4 separate regions of the Homo sapiens genome follow, and regions 1, 3 and 4 are each linked to region 2. A link is a contact called in ENCODE Hi-C or POLR2A ChIA-PET data. All regions are on one chromosome and are shown on one strand. The core of a region is the stretch at or near the end of the contact, and the rest is flanking DNA. Distances in the headings are between cores, read along the strand shown. Region 1 holds the start of CASP2 (caspase 2). Region 2 holds the start of TCAF1 (TRPM8 channel associated factor 1). Region 3 holds the start of TPK1 (thiamin pyrophosphokinase 1). Region 4 overlaps TPK1 (thiamin pyrophosphokinase 1).

The links. Hi-C counts contacts between places; a loop is a spot of excess contacts on that map. ChIA-PET counts read pairs that join two places held with the same protein, here RNA polymerase II (POLR2A). Pooled maps may share reads with other maps.
Region 1: a map of B cell shows a loop between it and region 2 (8-fold over the local background). The contact joins the promoter of CASP2 here to the promoter of TCAF1 in region 2. A Hi-C loop is called at or near these places in 3 of 168 maps with a recorded cell type or tissue (B cell, CD4-positive, alpha-beta T cell and ascending aorta), 2 of 37 single-sample maps with no recorded cell type and 17 of 50 pooled maps. POLR2A ChIA-PET finds 5 or more read pairs at or near these places in 2 of 52 experiments (HepG2 and WTC11).
Region 3: a loop to region 2 is called in a map of sigmoid colon, with 5 times the contacts of the local background. The contact joins the promoter of TPK1 here to the promoter of TCAF1 in region 2. A Hi-C loop is called at or near these places in 2 of 168 maps with a recorded cell type or tissue (ascending aorta and sigmoid colon), 11 of 37 single-sample maps with no recorded cell type and 18 of 50 pooled maps. POLR2A ChIA-PET finds 5 or more read pairs at or near these places in 1 of 52 experiments (PC-9).
Region 4: a map with no recorded cell type shows a loop between it and region 2 (4-fold over the local background). The contact joins the enhancer-like site here to the promoter of TCAF1 in region 2. A Hi-C loop is called at or near these places in 3 of 37 single-sample maps with no recorded cell type and 2 of 50 pooled maps.

The regions. Positions count from the first base shown.
Region 1 is chr7:143,286,594-143,290,151 of GRCh38, reverse strand. It overlaps CASP2 (caspase 2), which reads right to left and starts at 1,801. Exons shown (of 11, transcript NM_032982.4): 1 at 1,623-1,801. The coding sequence starts at 1,696. TMEM139 (transmembrane protein 139) reads right to left here. Exons shown (of 3, transcript NM_001282876.2): 3 at 2,104-3,558. The coding sequence ends at 3,323. RefSeq lists a silencer at 1,425-2,174.
Region 2 is chr7:143,900,132-143,903,841 of GRCh38, reverse strand. TCAF1 (TRPM8 channel associated factor 1) reads left to right here and starts at 1,666. Exons shown (of 9, transcript NM_014719.3): 1 at 1,666-1,881. LOC105375549 (a long non-coding RNA gene) reads right to left here. Exons shown (of 3, transcript XR_007060574.1): 3 at 1,889-3,710. RefSeq lists a silencer at 1,506-1,645 and enhancers at 2,436-2,485, 2,161-2,698.
Region 3 is chr7:144,834,803-144,838,141 of GRCh38, reverse strand. TPK1 (thiamin pyrophosphokinase 1) reads left to right here and starts at 2,089. Exons shown (of 9, transcript NM_022445.4): 1 at 2,089-2,175; 2 at 2,524-2,582. The coding sequence starts at 2,540. RefSeq lists an enhancer at 1,879-1,948 and a silencer at 2,249-2,348.
Region 4 is chr7:144,811,238-144,815,024 of GRCh38, reverse strand. All of the region lies in intron 2 of TPK1 (thiamin pyrophosphokinase 1), which reads left to right. Among named protein-coding and RNA genes, the nearest start is that of TPK1, 23 kb to the left of the region's middle. Within about 2 kb of position 1,949, at least 5 of the 41 ENCODE cell types and tissues checked have a DNase peak (open chromatin) inside an H3K27ac peak, as active enhancers do.

The DNA.
Region 1 (3,558 bases), core at 552-3,051, 610 kb after region 2:
GAGATGGAGGTTGCAGTGAGCTGAGATCATTCCACTGCACTCCAGCCTGGGTGACACAGCAAAGACTCCGTCCAAAAAAAAAAAAAAAAAAAAAAAGGGAGGGAAAAAATGTGTATCTTAGAGTCAGTGAAATACCACACATCTATGGAATGGATGCACTTGGCTTGCAGATGCTATTGGGTGAGAGATTTATAGTTAGAAGAGGGAAGAGCTGGGTCCTGGAAGAACTGGGAGAACTAAGATAGCAGGTGGGATCCTAAAACAGATGAAGTGGGTTGGAAGCAGCCAATGAATCTGAGGTTTGGAAAAATGAGTCTGAAACTCCATTTTTTCTTCTTTTTACTGTAATATTTCCATTACCCAAGACTTTCAGGAAAAACTGGCTACAAGAAAAAGAGCTATACAAATAAAAAAACCTATTTAAGAATGAATCACTTTCGAATACGTCAAAGCAGTAATAACGATCACATATAACACTGCAGCTGGGATACTAACCAGTGGTGCAGCAGATTTCTTCCATTAGTTTACCAGTAGTATTCGCTCCTTAAATCGTTCTCTTCCTCTGGTTTCCATGACAGCATTCTTTGGGAGTCTTCTCTCTGCCTACCCAGTTCCTGTTTTCTTTAGAGGGCCTTTGGCCTGCCCTTAATATTGATATTCCATTAGGGACGCCCCTTCAAAGAGCCTTTCCCTAGACAATCTCACCCATACTTGCAACTTACTGACTTATAGTTCTTAACTCTCTCGAGTTCCAGACTTGAATTTTCAATCAACTCTTTAGTTTTAATCTGAAGCATCACCCCCTCTGCACACCCGCTCCTTCCTCTACTCTGTAGTATGAGAGTCTTAAACGTGAACATTATAAAAGTTTCCAATCATTTAGAATTTCAGGACACAACTGGAAGGGGAGGAGGGGCGAAGGGCACCACGGAGTTCCTACGTCTTAATTCTGTGTCCTTCTGCAGGTTCCCTTTGCGAAGACCTTAATCTTCAGTCTCGAGCAGGAGGCATTACAATGTTCTCCTGGGTGATGACTGCCATGAAATGGAATGACCGGGGCAGAGGCATGGACACTCGGAGCCACAGGAACCCCCTTGTTCTGCCAAAAGTACTCAATTTCCAAACCCTGTATTGACTTCTTTGAAAATCTGGTCATTCTATGCAAAGCCATGCAGATCATGATACAATCGATACAAATCAAATGCACATCAGGCAGAGCACCGAGGTCTGCAGAAGGTCTCGTCGATTTTTAAGGAGACAGAGTATGGTCTTTTTATAGTTTCCCTCATAAGGGAGCCAGAGGAAAGGATGAAGAATCTTCAAGAGAACCCAAGAGCGGGCAGGACTGCAAAGACCTCCCCTTTAGAACCCTCGTGGGTTGAACAAAGGGAGGCTGGGGCAGTCTTTTCCCACGAGAGACAAGGCCAAGAGGTCCGCCCGCGGGCCCTTGCGCGGAGTCAGGCTCGGAGCGGCTCGGGCGGGCGTCCCACCCTTGGCAGGAAGCGCGGACACGGCTGCTTTCCGGGGCTCCGAGGGGAGGGGGCTGCAGGGCCGCACGCCTGGGGGCCACGCTCCCCTTCCCTGGGCTCCCCTAAGGAGCCCTAAGACCGTTCCCTACTTACCTGCGTCCCCTGTCAGCGGCCATCAGCTCCTTGTGCTGGAAGGTGGACCAAGACCCCGCGCTCGGCGCCGCCATTTCCCGCTTTTCCCGGGCTCTCCGCTGCGCACCGCCCACAGCCCAAACAAACCGGGGGCCGTCGCTTCCCCCACATCCCTCCCCTCAGACGCGGACGCACACTGCGCCTGCGCCTGCGCCCTGCCGCGCCCACACACCAGGCCACCCAGTCCCCGGCCCGGTGCGTGCGCAGGCGCAGAGCTCTAGCGGCGGCCGCGCGGTCCAATGGGGTGAAGTGGGGTGCTCGGCGGACAGACAAAAGGAGGGGAAGGAGCGGGGCGGGGCAAAGGGCGGGGAAAGAGCGAGGGCGGGCGGGTGTGCTCCGTTCGGCCTGGGAATCCGATTGGTTATCGATTCCCGCGGAAATCACCCCGGTGCCTCTCGCGCCCCCTGGCCGGCCTATGGCGATAACTTCACGGAGACGGGCGTGGCTGGAGTTTTGCTTTATTGAAGTTGAACGGTTGGGGCCAGGCTGCGAAGGAGACTGAGAGCGCGACAAGGCCCTGGACAGATGCCCGCGCGGGGAAGGAAGGCTGGCTTAGGAGGGGGCGTCAGCTATGGTTTAGCAGCTTCCAGCGACCGAAACCTACATCACAGCCGCAGCACACAATTCCAGGAAACCTGGTGCTCAATATTGGGATCTCAGGAATCAGGACCGGCGGCTGGGGTGAAAGCCTAGCGGTCAGAGCTTAGGAGTGAGGCAGAAGCTGTTAGAGACTCTTCGCAAGTGACCCCGGGGCTACATATGGATGATTCAAGAGGGAGTCTCCTCGCCAGAAAGTTCACATGTTTCACTCCTTCTGGCCTTCATACCAACCCATTGTTAAAACTGGAAGTCCCTCCACCTGGGGTCACTGACTCCACTGTTTTCAGATAGGATGGGGACCCTGCACTGGAGACTGCTCTCTAGCCCCTGGGCAGGAGAGGCACAGACACTGCTACGCACGCGGAGCAGGGATCACCAGCGCTTTGACTGACTTTGCTCGTCCAGGAGGCTGGGGACATGCGTGCCCATGCTCAGCCCACCCCCTCTGTAGACACAATTGGTCGCCCATTCTGTTTATAGGAAGTCTTCCATCCTGCACCAGCAGCTGTCCCTAGACAGGGATTGGGAGACATGCAAGTTGCTTGGCTTCCTATTACCTTGTGTTGAAAACACAATAGGCTTTGGGATCAGGAGTTCATTCCAGTTATTTTAATGTTATTTACTAGCAGTGTGCCCTCGTGCACATTATCAAACTCCTCTGACTCTTGGAATCCTCATTTTTCAATAATAACTCACAAAGCTGTCAAGCCTAAGGGTTCTAACAGCTCGAACAGCACCTGGAACAGAAGCAATAGCCGCCACTCAGAGGTTACTTCTTCCTTCTCCGCCTTCTCTGGATCACCTCCCTACCTCATCCTCAATCTAACGCTGGAAATATTGGATATGGGGTAGGTCACCAAATGTTGCCAGAAGACTCAAATTATGCCACCCATATCTCAGCTGGGAAGGGCTTACCGTGGCCTGACTCTCCTCAGGGTCCAAGTCCCCATTTATGATGTCCAGGCAGAAACACTTGTTTCTGACACATAGTAGGCGCTGGAAAATGTTAGTCAAATGAACGAGGTCTGGTGTGGAGAGAAGAGAAATCTTGGGAGAGTCATTTAAGGGGGTGCCCAGTTGTCCTCATAAAAAACACTATCATCATCAGGGTGACCAAAGCAGACATCATAGGCAGGGGGTGGAGTCAGAGGCTCTAATGTGGGGACTGCCGCCAAGCTCTGCAGATCAGGAGCAGTGGACACAGCCCGTGGTCCCCGAAGCCGAAGGTTGATTGGAGCTCTTCCAGGGCTTCCTTCCTGGGCCATGGACCCCTCTGAGGCCATTCGCCTCTGTTCCA
Region 2 (3,710 bases), core at 417-2,916:
TGAACAAGCTGTCTCTTTGCCTGCCGCCATCCACATAAGATGTGACTTGCTTCTCCTTGCCTTCTGCCATGATTGTGAGGCCTCCCCAACCACGTGAAACTGTGAGTCCAATTAAACCTCTTTCTTTTGTAAATTGCCCAGTCTGGGGAATGTCTTTATCTGCAGTGTGAAAATGGATTAATACAGATGTCCAGATCCTAATTCCCAGAATTTGTGATACGCAATGCTACATGGCAAGGGAGAATTAAGGTTGCAGACAGAATGAAGGCTGCTAATTAGCTGACCTTGAGATGGGAAATTATCTAGATTATCTGGATAGGCACAATGTAATCACAAGGTCCTTCTAAGTGAAAGAAGGAAGCAGGAGACTCAAAGAAGGAGATGTGACACAGAAGCAGAGGCTGGAGCCATGAGATTGCTGACTTTGAAGATGAAGGAAAGGGCTGCAAGCCAGGGAATGCGGGAGCCTCTGGAAGCTGGAAAAAGCAAGGAAAATAGATTTGTCCCTAGATCCTGCAAAGAGAAACACATCCCTGCCTACACCTGGATGATAGCCCAGTGAGACCTGTGCTGGACTTCCAGGACCTACAGTCCTGGAAGATAGTAGTAAATCTGTGTTGTTTTAAGCCACTAAATGTGTGAAAATTTATCACAGCAGCCTTAGCAATGAATACACTGCCCAACTTGTAAGCAGAGGATGTGGTGGCTTCAAAGTCCAGGCTTTTTCCCTGCTACTCCTTTCTTTCTTTCCTCCCTCATGCCCAATATCTGTCATCTGTTGATTGGTTAGTAACATTCTCAACGCCTTACTGTTTTATTAAACTTATAAAAACAATGTATTGGTTTAAAAAAAAACAATTCAGTGGTTGTGAAGGTAAGAATCAATAGACAATTTCTCCACCGTTAGCCCCGCCTCTTATAGAAGCACATGCAGCATGTCTTCTTCATACACGAATGTAATGCTAAAGCTGATGCAGTGGCTCAGGCCTGTGATCCCAGCACTTTGGGAGGCCGAGGCGGGAGGATCACTTGAGCCCTGGCGTTCGAGACCAGCCTGGGCAACAAAGTAAAACCCTGTCTCTAACAAAAAATCAAAAAGTTAGCTGGGCGTGGTGGCGGCGCACTTGTGGTCCCAGCCTCTGAGGTGGAAGGATCGCTTGAGCCTGGGAGGTTGAAGCTGCAGTGAGCTGTGATGGCACCACTGCACTCCAGCCTGGGTGGCAGAAGCAGACCCTCCCCCTGGAGGGGAGGGGAGGGGAGGGGAGGGGAGGGGAGGGGAGGGGAGGGGGAAAGAGAGATCCTACTCTCCATTTTAATACAACTTGCTTTTTTAATTAAAAACTATAGCTAGAACCGATAGATTTCACTCGTCCTTAAAAATAGTCCTGTATTATTTTATATAAACATCTCTCGCTATTTATCAAGGCCGTCACTTGTTCAGAAGTATTCTCACTTTTGTTTTGTTTTGTTTTGTTCTTAACAATTTGCTCCCTATATTCCTGGGCTGGCGCCTAGGCCTGCATCCGGGATTTGGCGCCACATCTGCGGGCAGGGCCTCTGAGGTCTAGGGGAGGGACGGCGCCGGCCAAGTCCCGCCCCCGTCCGCGTCGACCAATCAGCTCCCTGGAAGGCCCCTCCTCACCACCCCCCACCCCCGCAGTCTCCGCCTAAGACTTTCCAAGTCCTGTAGTTTCGAGCCCGCTGCCCTTTGCCTCCTGGGCGGAGAAGCTGCTTCCTCCTGGGAACAACCGCCTCCCGCTCCTAGCAGGTTGCTACTGCCCCGAACCCGCGCTGCAGGGAACAGCGGGGCAAACAGTGAGTGGGGTTCAGCGTAGACTCTGGACCAGGAGAGGCCCGCGGTGACCGAGGCCTGGGCCCCGGGTTAGTGTCCGGGGCGGGGAGCGGTGGGCGGGGTGCGACGTTTAGCGTCTGGGGAGGGCCGGGCGTGGATTGCGGCCTCTGCGCGCGCCCCCAGGTGATAGAGCCGTTCCACCGAGGATCCCTTCCTTCGTCTCTACCCCGTTGATGATTTTTCTCTGCAGCTCGGTGCCTATTTCATTCTCGCCGCATTGTTATGCCCTCTGCTGGGCAGGAGGCGATGACCCCCCCTATTTTCGTAGGATTTGTTTTTTGCTCCGCAAGGAGCCATTAAGATCTGAGCTAGCAGGAACCCTCGAGGCGATTTGATCTCGCCAGCTGGGGGCTTGCATTCTTCTAGGCTAGCTTGTCTCCGTTAAGCCCAGGTGGAAGTTCTCATCCACCCCAGTGCTCTAGGCGCCCACGGGCGCAGTGTGGGTTTGTGGTGGGGGAAGGGACCTGGGGAGGGGTGGCGGTGAGAGCGGCGCGGGGATTCAGGCTGAATGTTAGTCTGGAATGCATTTGGCCTGAAGCAGCAAGTGCTGGGTGATACAGTTCCCTGGTAAACAGCCGAGAGCTGGCCGCTAGTTTGGCCCAACCTGCAACGGAAGAAGGCCTTAAGTACAGGAGAAAAAGATCTTTGCCAATTGGATAATCATGGAAATTTAGAAGAAGTACAGCTCGAACTAGACGTAAAGGACAGAATGTGTCTGTCTAGCTGACCAGCCAACCATCGGTCCATCACTTTCATCCTCCAAACTAGTGATTTGTTGATGAATTGGTTTCAATACTTTGTTTTAAAATGTTGAATAAAAAGTAAATGAAATATCTCAGAATGGTCTAAAAAATAATGAAACGAATGCCTGACCATCTCCTTGGGTCAAGAAATAGGGCGTCACAGTACCTTAGAAGCCCATGAGTCCCAACTGATGCCCATGGTCCATTCTCCTCCATTCTCTGAGATGTGACATCTTTCGTGATTTTTGTCTTAATTTAATGAATCCCTTGCTTTTCTTTTTAGTTTTACCATATTTGTGTGTGTATTCCTAAAACATATGTATTGGCTTTCTCATTATAATGACATTATATTAATGACATTATCCTGTACGTATTCTTAAGTTTTATAGATTCATCTTTCATGCTTCCTTCCATTTTCGTTTTCGTCATTTAAGGTGTAAATGTACATAATTTATCCATTCTACTGCTGATGGACATTGGATTGTTTCTACTTTTGGAGGTGTATGATTTATCTATAAGCTATGTAACAAATTACCCCAACACCTAGCAGCTTCAAACCAAAGCGAACAAACAAAACAAGTCCTGTTACCTCCTATCTTACAGTTTCTGTGATCAGGAATCCAGGAGGGGCTTAGCTGGGAGTCTCTGACTCAGGGTCTCTCACAAGCTGTATCAACAATCAAGGTATTGACTGGGCCTCAGTCATCTCAAGGCTAGGCGTAGGGTCGAGGACCTCTCCCAGGCTTACTCACATGACTGCTGGCAGGCCGATTGGCCTCACTGACCCTGGCTGTACACATCAGTTCTTTGCCACATGGGCCTCTGTATAAAGAATGGTTGCAACATGGCAGCTTACTCCCCCCAGAGAGAAGGCTCCCACAGAGAAAAAGAGAAAGACAGAAGTCAGATTCTTTCTGTAACCTCAGAAGCGACATCCCATTATTTTTGCCATTTTATATTCATTAGAAGTGAGTCCCTAGGCCCAACTCACACTGAAGGGAAGGGGGTGACACAAGGACATGAACACCTGGAGGCAGGGATTATCGGGGCCACTTTAAAGCCTGCCCATGTCCTCTAATATTCAAGTACACTTGTGTGGGAGCTTCCCTAGAGTA
Region 3 (3,339 bases), core at 840-3,339, 930 kb before region 2:
GATAGACCTGCTTGATGCAGGCTTGCCACAAACTTTCAATTTGTAAAAGCGGTATCTGTAAAGCACAATAAAGCTAAACACAATAAAAGGAGGTATGCCTGTAATTCCTGGTATGAAGTACCATAATTCTCCATTTTTTTCCCATTATTTGTTAATTTATTTCACATTTACTGAACTTATCTTGGTGAGACACACTGTGTGGCTGGAGAAATAGCAGGGAAGGAAATAGACAAGGCTCCTGCCCTTAGAGAGCTAGCTCTCTAGTAGGGGGAGACAAATCATTAACAAGTAAACTGTGCTAGAGTGAGGATTCAAGGGCCAACAACTAAATTTTGGTCCTTGTTTTCCTGGAGCCTACATTTTAGGGTAATTAAATAAAATATAAAAGACCTCAACACTGACTGGAACATAATAATTGATCAGTAAGTGTAAATTTTTATTACTGCTTAAAAAATTGGTTACAATCTGCCATTGAATTCATTGTTCAAGATTTCGTTCTGAATATTGGTGATGTGTTTTTGCCATTTGACTACCTTCTATAATTTGCCTTGCCTGTTTATATCCTTGGTCATAATTTTTCTGGTTTGCCTTTTACTAATGGACATGTAGTTCTGAGGCAGAATAGGGTCTGGAGGCAGGGAATGTTAAGGCCGATTCATGCTGACTTCCTGGAACTAAATCAAATTGCAGTACTTCAGCAATGACAGGAAACATCCTCTCCATTTACACAGGGCTTATATCCAGTAAATGACTTTAAAATTTACTTCATCCTCTTCATTTACATAGGGCATAAGCCAAGTAACCAATGGAAACCTCTAGCTGGCATTTAAACCCCAGAACATTCTCTAACGGCACTCTTGAGCCCCTATCCTCGGGCGCTCCCAACCTATGGGGTGTACTTTCATCTTCAATAAATCTCTGTTTTTGCTTCATTCTTTCCTTGCTTTGTGCGTTTTGTCCAATTCTTTGTTCAAGACGCCAAGAACCTGGACACATCAACTGGTAACAGCTCTTCATAGGATAAACACATGGCAACCACTTGTCTATTACATGTGCAGATAGTTTCCTTGTACCCCAATTGTCTTTTAGGTTCATTAAGGTCATATTTAAACATGGACTTTTGAAATTTGTTGTAGCTAAACCCGTATATAAGCATTTAGGCTTCCTCCTTCTTTGGGTCTTTTCTTGTGGACTCCCATGCACATAGCTGTAAGCTTTTCCCCTGTTAAACTGTCTTAAGTCAATTTAACCTCTTAGGCCCAGGTGGAAACCTTAAGAGGGTAGAGGGAGATTAGGTTCGCTCACTATTGGAAAAGCCTGTATTGCAACAGTGACGCTCTGCAGCTGCAGATAGGTGGCTTAAAGTTTCTTCCAACAAAAACATTCTGTTTCCACAAAGCAAAGTAAGGAAAGCTCTTAACGGAGTGTTCCCTAAAGAAAGCTTTTTTTTTTTCTTTGAGATGGAGTCTCGCTTTGTCGCCCAGACTGGAGTGCACTGGTGTGATCTTGGCTCACTGCAACCTCCGGCCTCCCGGGTTCAAGCGATTCTCCTGCCTCGGCCTCCCGAGTAGCTGGGCCTACAGGCGCGCGCCACCATGCCCGGCTAATTTTTTGTATTTTTAGTAGAGACGAGGTTTCACCATGCTGGCCAGGCTGGTCTCGAACTTCTGACCTCATGATCCGTCCGCCTCGGCCTCCCAAACTGCTGGGATTACAGGCGTGAGTCACCGCACCCGGCCAGGAAGGAAAGCTTTTAACCCGACGGCTCAGGGAGGACACCGGTAGCAGGACTAGAAGCAGCACAGTGGAAAGTAAGTTTGGCTTGGAAGCTAGGTCAAGCATGGGTGATAGGGAATTCGCCACTTAGTTTGAAGCAAATGGCCTCCTTGTTAAAGCTGAGTGCAGAGGGCCCGGCAGCAGTACTACAGCTAGCAGAACCAGCCCAGAAAACGAAGCCTTGGAGACTTGAGGTGGGTAGTGCCGGACGCAGAGCACAGGGCGCGGCTCCCACTTGCCTCCGGCTCCCGGAAGCGGGCGGGGCCACCTCGCGTCCCGGGGGCTAAAACCTGCGAGCGAGGACCGCGCGCCAAGGCTCCTCAGCCGAGCGCCGAGCGGTCGATCGCCGTAGCTCCCGCAGCCTGCGATCTCCAGTCTGTGGCTCCTACCAGCCATTGTGTAAGTGCGACTGCTGCCGGGCGCGCGGGCCGCGGAAGGGGGCGGCCGCCTCTCGCTCCCCAGGTTCCCGGATGGTGATGGGTTCGCGGAGAGAGGCGGCAGGGGCAACCCCTCGGACCTCATAGCGGCCCGCGCGGCCGGTCTCCGGGGGCCCCCGCCCGCGGCGGTGCTGTAGGCGAGCCGTGGCGGGTCCCCAGCGCCGGGTGCTGCGCCGCAGCTCAGCTGGCTCCTGGGTCCCGGAGCGCGCCGCTGCCGAGTGCCAGGTTCAGGCGGCTCCCGTGCTGTTGGTTCTGCGCGATGTTTAATTAAAACTGAGAGTCTAACTTCACTTTTTTTTTTTTAATGCAGAGGCCAATAATCCGTTATGGAGCATGCCTTTACCCCGTTGGAGCCCCTGCTTTCCACTGGTACTGTATTTCTTTCCACGGTTTAGTGTCACTGACGTGCCCCTCCCCAGCGACGGGAACAGGTCGAAAGGACGGGGCTCTAGAGCCAGCGTGACTTCCAGCCTGGGTTCTGTCCCTGATTTCCTAGCTCTGTACCGCTAAGCATATCAGCCTCTCGCCGGTCTCATTTTCCTCATCTGAAAAATGAGCTTACGTATCAGTCCTTGCTGTGAGGACGAAATGACAAGATACAGTGTGTGTAGTCCGTGTGGAGCCCAGTAAGCGCTTCCCGGCTGTTGCGCCTCCACCAACAGCGCGAACAAATCTGGAACATAGCGGAACATTAGACATTGCAGGCATTAAGGACGGTCATCGTTGCCTGACCGTGATGCATTTTTAATCCATTGAAAGTGCCCCGAGCTTATCTAATAAAAGATTGGCAAATGATTATATCAAGTGTTTTAAATCTATATAACACTCAGGATATTTTATTCTTCTAAGATTTGAAATTACTGTGTAACCGAGTTCAGGCTGGGCTGCTCGCTGCTTGCAGAGCCAATCAACAAGGACGAAGGGCCCGGAAAGGAAAGTGACTACTTTCCAAAGCTAGCAATGGGGAAGTAGTCCAAGCTTCTGCCTTAACGAAACCATTTCAAATTTGGACAAAATGTAAGAGCTTATAAAGGGGCGCTTGGTATTGGGGCTCGGGGGCCCCAGTCTACGTGACTTGCTCAGATATTTATCTTGGGTTTTTGCCTCATCTGGTGAATGGGCTGGC
Region 4 (3,787 bases), core at 700-3,199, 910 kb before region 2:
GTTTTAAAATAATTAGGTAACCTGCCTGTTTTTACTTTAAAGGTTTTTTAGTAGAATGGTCTAGTATTCTTATAGAATGTTAACAGTATAATCCATTAAATCTTTCTTATAGTGGCTGAATTACTGTTCTATTGTTTTCTAGATAAGGCTGAGTTTGTAAAAGGTTGGGGAAGATTTTCTACTGATGATGTATGGATAACCTTATTAAAAAACAGAAATGAAGGCTAGCATGTAGAAAACCTTGGAGCCCAAGAGATTTTGTCTTTTGTAGAGCTTCTAATTTAGATGGTACATGGTAGTGACTGAATGCCAAATGAATGAAGGTTATGATAGAATGGGAGGAAATTGGAACTTGGAGAAGGTAACACTATGACAGGATTTTAGACTTAAAAAAAAAGATATTTGACCTGGAAAGCCATTGTAGGAAGAGAGGTAGTGATTGCGTATTTAAAGGAGTTTAAAAACAATAGCAGTTATATTTGCTGGAATATTTTTTATGTGAGCCATAACTCATAGAAGAATGGCTGTCTACACAGTGTTATTCTAGTCAACTGCATTAGATAGCATCTGGGTGAATGTTATATAAATAGCCTGCTTACTGAAAAATTTCAGTGCATATTACAGTTTATAATATGTTAAATAAATAATCTATTTAGGAAAAAATGCTGTCAAGGTATAATGAAAATGTAAATATATTCATTACTTTGTGTTAGTGCTATGGCTACTAAAAACATCAGGTTTTAATGTATGTCTCAGGAGGATTTAACAAGTAACAAAAGTCAGTGGGTCTAGGAAGTATTAATTGCTGGTTTGAGTTCATCAAAGTTAGGTCTAATTAAGGGTTCACTTAAAGAGGACAAAATGGGATCTCAGAAAAGTTATAAAAAAGTTTTTTCATTAGTTTAGCGATATAACTTGAAATTGGACCTGGAATGGCTACCTGCACCTTATAAGTTACAGTAAGCAGTATTAATACAAAAATAAAAAAGATTGATTACAGATTATTCCTGGCCTTCTCCCCTTTCCCTTTTCCCTCTTCTCAGCCTTTTAGATTTTTTTTTTACTTTTCCTGTCTTTGAAGCTTCCTTTCAATGTGCCCTGGATCTTAAGGATTTGTGTATTGAGATATAAATACAGGGAACTAAAGAAGTCCTCAAAACAGGTTATTAAAATGGAATGAAGATATATATGATATATATAAAAAGTTCTCAAAGTCACTTGTAATATAAATTGTCCCTTTGTCCAAACCACCACCTGCCCTATTTTAGCCCTACCTCATCACAGAATCTTTGACGAATAGTCGGTTTTAAAATACAGGATTCTGTCAATAAATTACTTATAGGAATATGTTCACTCTGTTTTTGGCAAAACTAGAAGGTGTTTGAAAACACGGAAATGAATCCAAAACCAATTACCGTTATGTCATCAATATAGGATTCGTGGTAATATGTGCTAAATGCTTTATTCTGCCGTGTAATAGCATACGAGAAAGGGCTGTGGGTCATGCGCATTTTTTAAGTTGTTGTATGCAGGTCCTGTGAATTTTAAGTCAGTTTTTGGCCTTTGTGCATAGTTGAAGATAAGATACTTGCTTGGTTTAATTTGTTTTTTAAAGTTAATGGTGAATGGTTGAGCCTGGAAAGTGTCAGGTTTACCTTAGTAAAAGAAATTTATTAGCTATGCTGATTAGCTCTAATTAAGTTTAAATGTGCGCAGACAGTTTTATCCAAAGTCTCTGTTGTGTTTGTAGTTTTAAACTCAGAATATATTTTCTCATGGAAATGAAATTACAATGTTGGTTAAGGTCTTAGACTGCCTTATAAAACTCACTCAATGCATAATGTAGCAGGATTTTAGAACTTTTGGCAATCAGATATGCTTCCTGGCTTCTGAATTTTTGGCAGGAAGTGTGAGATTGAGACTCCGGAAGTGGCAGTGGTAACAGGTTGTTAAGGCAGTGGAGGAAGTGTCCCCAGGTTCCAAGCATGACAGAAGCTGTGGCCCTTTAAATATGTGGGTTCTAAACCTGGTTGGTTGCCTGTATTATATATTCCAGCCCATTTTTCTTTGAGCCTCACTTCATGTATTAAAGCTCTACTTTCCCAGTAAATCACAGGCTGCATTATAATATTTTAGTTTTTCTTTATTCCTTCACGTAGTCATTGTGCATGAGCAATTCTAAGTTTCAATTGTGAAAGCTAATTATAATGTGAAACTGAAATCTCTGTGTTCTTGAAGAAGCTTGGAATATATTGACAGTTTTTTCTTTGAGAATTACTTTAATTTCTTTTATCTTTGTTCAGTATCTTAAGCTTTTAAAATAAGGACTAATTTTCAGAAGAGCTGTTCTTCTTTCCCGTAATGTCAGAATCTCACATAGTGATAACAGGCTAAATTTTCACTGAGGGTTGAAAAGCAATTCTTCTCCTTTTTTAATGGCAACACTGTCAAACTCGTGGTAGAATGATACAAATAATTCTTGTGGGCTGTAACCATTACTATCCTACACATGTAATTTCAGGTGTATTCAGTCTTTATGCGAGCTTGAATTCTAGGCAGCTGATCTGATAGTTTGCACATGCCAAGATTTTAAAGTTTATTATATTTTTATTGAAAGTTCTCATGTATCCAGTTGGTTTAAAAAATGATGTTTTAAAATGTGAATTCCTGCAGAGCTGAATTCTATGCTGTTGAATGCCCATACTCTACATAGAAATGGTAACGTTTCCAAGGGATGAAAAATAGGCTGAATTACTCTAAATTAAAGGTTTCCTGGTTTTTTATCTCTGGCATGTTTCTTCCATCCAACAAAATGGTGGTAGAGAGTTTCTTCTGAAGCTATAAACTTTAAATTTCCTTTACCTTTTTTTTCCCCAAACTTGCCTCTATGTAAGGCTATTTCGATAATGCTGTGGTCAGCTCTTGAGAGTACAAGATTTCTTTGCTGTAAAGAGAAACAATACTGGGATGTGGATGCTATATAAAGGAAGCTTTGGCTTAGTTCAACAGTGATCTCATAGCTACAGTTTTTGTGTGGCTTATTCCGACTATAATTTTTGGCTGTGCTCTGGATGTCATAACATTAATTTCAGGTTGAAATGGCTGTCGAAATTCAGATTTGGCATTTCTTTTCTCTAGATTTTGCCCAGCACATCTTTGTCCTTGTAGGAAGGATACTCCTCTATTGTTATTCTGCCTTTTTATAATCTTCCTATTTTTGAGGTGTTGGAACATTAGTCTTCAAGGCCTTCTTGGGAGAGATTGAACTGGATGGGTGGTTGGATTAACTTATATTGATTTTCAGGCAAGAAGCCTGTGACGCTAGCTTGCCTTACAGAGTGGGACAAAGGGGAGGACCAGCAGTGTGCCCAGTCTAGTGAAGCATACTTTTTTTTTTTTCTGGTCACAGGAAGTAGTTAGGGATTTTGGACATCTTGGCTGTAGGTGATGAAATCCGATTTGTTTCCTCTGATAAAAGGGCAGTGAAGGCAAGAAGTATGATAAAGTGTATCATGGAGAGTGGTTGTTAACTAAAGAATTCAGGCATGGTGGTCTGAGTTGATCATAGGTCACTCAGGACTCCTGCTTTGACTCAGTAGAAAGTAGCCAACGTGTTGAAGAAATATTTTTTTTAGTGAAAAAGTAGTGGGTATTTTATTTAATATAATTACAGATATAGCAGAATATCTTGGCATTTGTCACTGAATCTTTTTAATAAGCCTCTTGCAGAACAGTTAAGAGAATGTGAAAAGCAACAAACTGTTGAAATATAATACTAATAAAAGCC